Linked DNA regions of Homo sapiens: region 1 is linked to region 2. Evidence: read pairs that join two places in POLR2A ChIA-PET (ENCODE). Cell type or tissue: CD4-positive, alpha-beta T cell. All regions are shown on one strand.

Region 1 (2,500 bases), 160 kb after region 2:
TCCACGCGCCGCAGGCCGCTGCGCTTGATACGCTCTGCGCGGGACTCCTCAATAACCTCCTCAACCTCCACCGCCTCGTCCGACGAAAGCTCCAGCGCCGCTGCGTCCTCCTCGGGCCGCTCGCCCTCGCCCAGCTCCTCGCCCTCCTTCTCTGGCAGCGCCTCCGACTCTTTCAGCGATTTGCTGATGCTCAGTTTGGCCGGCAGCTTCACTTCATCCTAAGGGAAGAGGAGAAGGGACATGAGAGGCGTCGGAGGAGGCGGATGTGGGCGAGCCTGAGTCAGGGTGGTGACGATCCTGGAGAGAGGGGAGCATGGGACGCTCGTGGTCCCCAGGAAACTGGCGGGCGCTCAATAAATGTGTGTAGGCTCACGCCTGTAATATTAGCGCTGTGGGAGACCGAGGCAGGAGGATGGCTTGAGTCCAGGAGTTCGAGACCAGCCTGGGCAACATATCACCCATCTCCGGCCCCCCAACCCCGCGTCGCCATTCTTTCTCTCTCTCTCTCCTTGTTTTTTTTTTTTTTTTTTTTTTTAAACGGAGTCTCGATCTGTTGCCGAGGCTGGAGTGCAGTGGGCGCGATCTTGGCTCACCGCAACCTCCGCCACCCGGGTTCAAGCAATTCTCCTGCCTCAGCCTCCCGAATAGCTGGGATTACAGGCGCCCGCCACCACGCCGGCTAAATTTTGTATCTTTAATAGAGACGGTGTTTCTCCATATTGGTCAGGCTGGTCTCGAACTCCCGACCTCAGGTGATCCGCCCGCCTCGGCCTCCCAAAGTTCTGGGATTACAGGCGTGAGCCACTGCGCCCGGCCTCGCGCCGCCATTCTCTAAAAAACATGTGTGTTGAACGAATGGTGACTAAACAGACCGCGGGAGCAGGGGACCAAACTTCGGGTCGGAGATGGGGTTGCGTAATAATTGCACTTGGGCTAAAATCTCTGTGGTCGTCCAACCCTGTCCTGATCCCTTTCCACCCGTAGATGATATTAAACCACTACGGCCCTCGGGAGACACAGCTCCACTTTGGAAATGGGCGGAGCGCCCTCTGGTGCCGCAAATCGCACACTGCCCGAGCCAGGCCGAAAAGCAAGTGGTGGGAGTGTCTAAGTTGAAAGCGGGTAGGGGTTTGAGCCCACAGCTGCACCTACCCACCCAAGCAGGTAAAGTAAAGGAAGTGCATTTCCTAGACTCAAGCTATTTCTTTTTTTTTTTTTTTTTGAGATGGAGTCTCGCTTTGTCGCCCAGGCTGCAGTGCAGTGACACGATCTCTGCTGACTGCAACCTCTGCCTCCCAGGTTCAAGCAATTCTCCTGCCTCAGCCTCCTGAGTAGCTGGGACTGCAGGCATGCGCCACCACACCTGGCTAATTTTTTTGTATTTTTAGTAGACTCGGGGTTTCACCATGTTGGTCAGATTGGTCTCGAACCCCTGACCTCAAATGATCCACCCGCCTTGGCCTCCCAAAGTGCTGGGATTACAGGCATAAGCCACTGCTCCTGGCCTCAAGCTATTTCAGAACCAGCCTTAGAGATGGAGAACTGTGGTCCACCCTCCCCCACCTCCACCTTCTTTGACTCCTTCATACTGTTTGGCTCCACCAGTGGTCATTCTCCCCCTCCCCCACATTTAGAAATTGATATTGGAAAGAGGAAGAAGCTGGCTGGGAGCCACGGACATGTTTTCTCCCCAGTCTGGACATTTCTTCTGGTTGTGACTTCCCTACTTTGGGATAGAAGAGAGATTACTTTTCAATTCTTGCTTTCCCTACCCCCTGCCCCCAGCACAAAGCCTGAGCTCAGGGGTCTAGGAGTAGGATGGGTGGTCTCAGATTCCCCATGACCCTGGAGCTCAGAACCAGTTCTTTGCTTTTCTGTCTTCTCCTTGGAGGACTTAGCACCAGAACTGCTTTCCATTCCGGGAAGATTTTCCAAGATCTTGACTCTGGCCAACATTTCAGAATCTCTGGATCACTCCCTCCCCCACCTCCACCCTCATCAGAGAGCAGGGGAGGCTGAGCACAGAAAGGGAAAGGGCAGACCAAGATCATCAATAGGATCTCTTTGGCCCAGACTCCCTTTAGTGACTTCAAATGAAGGAACGAGAGATAGTCGCTTTTCTAAAGGGTTTTCTGAAGACCATTTCCCAGAATTATAAGAAAAATCCTGTCCCCTAAGAAATTAAGGCAACATAAACTGAGTCCTCTCACTGACACCACACACACACACCCCTATACATAGGCTGCTCGGTATCTCTGCACCACCTGCTACAGAAATTCCTTCCCCAGCCCCCAACCTCTTTCCTCTTCCCTCCCATCAACATCCCCCCAGAGTTTCCTGGTTTACACTGAAAACTAGGAACACCCTCTCCCAACTTCCTTCCCTTCTTGTCAATAGCATTAGCAGGGACAAAGAGGGAATGCTGGCTCCACCTCTTCTCTCATCTGGGCATCAGCTCTGCTGGGCACCAAGCCACCTCCAGCTCTCTGTTACCCAACTA
Region 2 (2,500 bases):
GAATTAAAATGTTTCATTTTTACTTAGACATAACTTGAATATGTCATTTCAAATAACAAAATAAAAACTGAACTGAATATGTTTTAGTTAAAACAATACAAAACTGAAATCTCCTCTTTTAAGAGAGAAACGCTTCATCAGCTGGTTAGTTCCCTTGTTTGCTTACTGGGTGATATGAAACCCAACTACAGCTTTCCAAAAATAATCCCAAGTTGTGGGGTGTCCTACTACCTGTGTTTAAGTAAAACAAGTCCTGCAGAAAAAGTGGATCCAACGAGTAGCAGGTTTGTTAAGAAGCTAAATCTTGGCCAGGTGTAGTGGCTCACACCTGTAATCTCAGCACTTTGGGAGGCTGAGGCAGGAGGATCACCTGAGCTCAGGAGTTCAAGACCAGCTTGGGCAACATATCAAGGCTCTGTCTTTACAAAGAAAGCAAAACAAAAAGTAGTAGCGTGTGGTGGCGCACACCTGTAGTCTTAGTTACTTGGGAGGATGAGGTGGGAGAATCACTTGAGCCTAGGAGTTAGTAGCTGCAGTGAACTATGATTGCGCCACTGCATGCCAGATGGATGACAGAGCCAGACTCATTCTCTAAAAAAAAAAAAAATGTATGAGAAAAAGAAGAAGATAATTCTGGGCCAGGCACAGTGGCTCATGCCTGTAAACCCAGCACTCTGGGAGGCCGAGATGGGAAGACTGATTAGGCCAGGAGTTTGAAACAAGCCTAGGCGACATAGTGAGACTCCATCTCTACAAAAAATTTACAAATTAGCCCAGTGTGGTGGCGCATGCCTGTAGTTCTAGCTACTCAGGAGACAGGCAGAAGAACTGCTTAAGCCCAGGAGTTTGAGGCTGCTGTGAGCCGTGATTGTGTCGCTGCACTCCAGCCTGGGTGACATTGTAAGATCTTGTCCAAAAAAAAAAAAAAAAAAAAAAATCTTATTCTAATTCTGAGAAGAAATGACATTTAATAAGAGCTCATGTCTTAGCAAATCAAAATGTTTGTCCTGCTGGGGAAAAAAAAAAAACAACAACGGTTATCCAGGTATAAAAAGCAATTACCAGGACATTTAACATTAAGATGAACTAAAATTGTGCACAAAATAATTGTCCACATTTACTACAGCACTCATAGTGGGAGTAAATAAAATGCAATTACTTTTGCTAAAGCAACCTACTTTTTCTGGTAACAGACCGTCTCTCACTATACCTCTAATAGTAGATCTACACACAACTTAGCATGGTGTAGGAACTTGAGTGCATGCTCCTACAGCACACAACAGATGCACTGAAAGGCTCCCACCTCTTAACTAACAGCTTATGCTGCAAGGCATCAGCCAGGATAACGGCAGAGCCCTTCTGTGTATGTGTTCTTTCACAGGCGGCACTGTTACCGGAAGAAGCGAAGAGCAGCGATTTCCTTCCAAAAGGTCAGCTGCCTCAGACAGACCAAACAGAAAGCAGCGAATTCTTGCCAACTTCCCCTCCTGCTTCTGCAGCTAGTACGCAATAGCATTTAGTTTCCAGTAAAGCTCCAGATAAAAACAAAGCAAATGTGAGACCCAGAATCTACACAATGTCAGTGTCTCGCTTGACTGAACGAAGGGCAGTAAGATCATATGGAGCTACGCTTTTTCAACGTGGTGGAAGTGTTAGGAAGGTGAGATTAAACATGAAGAAAAGGTCAGGACTGGAACCATCCAGATTTTATACCAATGTCCAGAAGTCTCCATCTAAAAATAAGATGGTAGGCTGGGTGAGGTGGCTCAGGCCTGTAATCCCAGCACTTTGGGAGGCCAAGGCCAGTGGATCACTTGAGGTCAGGAGTTTGAGACCAGTCTGGCTAGCATGGTGAAACCCCGTCTCTACCAAAAATATACAAAATTAGCTGGGTGTGGTGGCGCGTGACTGTAATCCCAGCTACTCGGGAGGCTGAGGCAGGAGAATTGCTTGAACCTGGGAGGTGGAGGTAGCAGAGAGCCAAGATTGCACCACTGCACTCCAGCCTGGGCAACAGAGTGAGACTCTATCTCAAAAAAAATAAAAAGAAAAAGAAGATGGTATTTTAGAGATAATAAATGCAACAACAGATAAGGTCCCTAGTCAACTGATAAAAAAAGAATAAATTTTGAACTTATTCTCAAAATAAAGTCAAGTCAGTCATTCTGCAACATGCTAGGGCACAGGCAAGGTTCAATGCTGACAACCAGTAGATATATATACAATGAATATATAAGTTTCTTAGATTAGACATGGAGAAAAGACTGTAAAACACATAACAAAAAGGGGAAGAGGATAGAAAATATAATTTTTTTTTTTGAGACAGGGTCTCACCCTGTCACCCATGCTGGAGTGCAGTGGCGTGATCTCAGCTCCCTGCAACCTCTGCCTCCCAGGCTCTAGCAATCCTCTTGTCTCAGTCTCCTGAGTAGCTGGGACCACAGGTGTGTGCCACTATGCCTGGCTCATTTTTTGTATTTTTAGTAGAAACGGGGCTTCA

Evidence for each region. ChIA-PET counts read pairs that join two places held together with the same protein. Peaks named below come from ENCODE experiments on the same cell type or tissue, not always from the same donor. Only the 100,000 strongest peaks of a DNase experiment are listed, where the experiment ranks them.
Region 1: POLR2A ChIA-PET joins it to region 2 with 5 read pairs; 6 of 35 experiments call an interaction of 5 or more read pairs at or near these places.

The regions. Positions count from the first base shown.
Region 1 is chr17:42,405,171-42,407,670 of GRCh38, forward strand. CAVIN1 (caveolae associated protein 1) reads right to left here. Exons shown (of 2, transcript NM_012232.6): 2 at 1-218. Among named protein-coding and RNA genes, the nearest start is that of CAVIN1, 17 kb to the right of the region's middle. RefSeq lists an enhancer at 1,141-1,190. In CD4-positive, alpha-beta T cell, CTCF peaks have their summits at 1,053 (motif pointing left) and 1,256; a DNase peak (open chromatin) is centred at 1,051.
Region 2 is chr17:42,247,360-42,249,859 of GRCh38, forward strand. The region is part of intron 1 of STAT5B (signal transducer and activator of transcription 5B); the gene reads right to left. Among named protein-coding and RNA genes, the nearest start is that of STAT5B, 28 kb to the right of the region's middle. In CD4-positive, alpha-beta T cell, no CTCF peak of the experiment used is centred here; DNase peaks (open chromatin) are centred at 522 and 1,432; H3K4me3 peaks cover 1,596 bases; H3K27ac peaks cover 2,500 bases.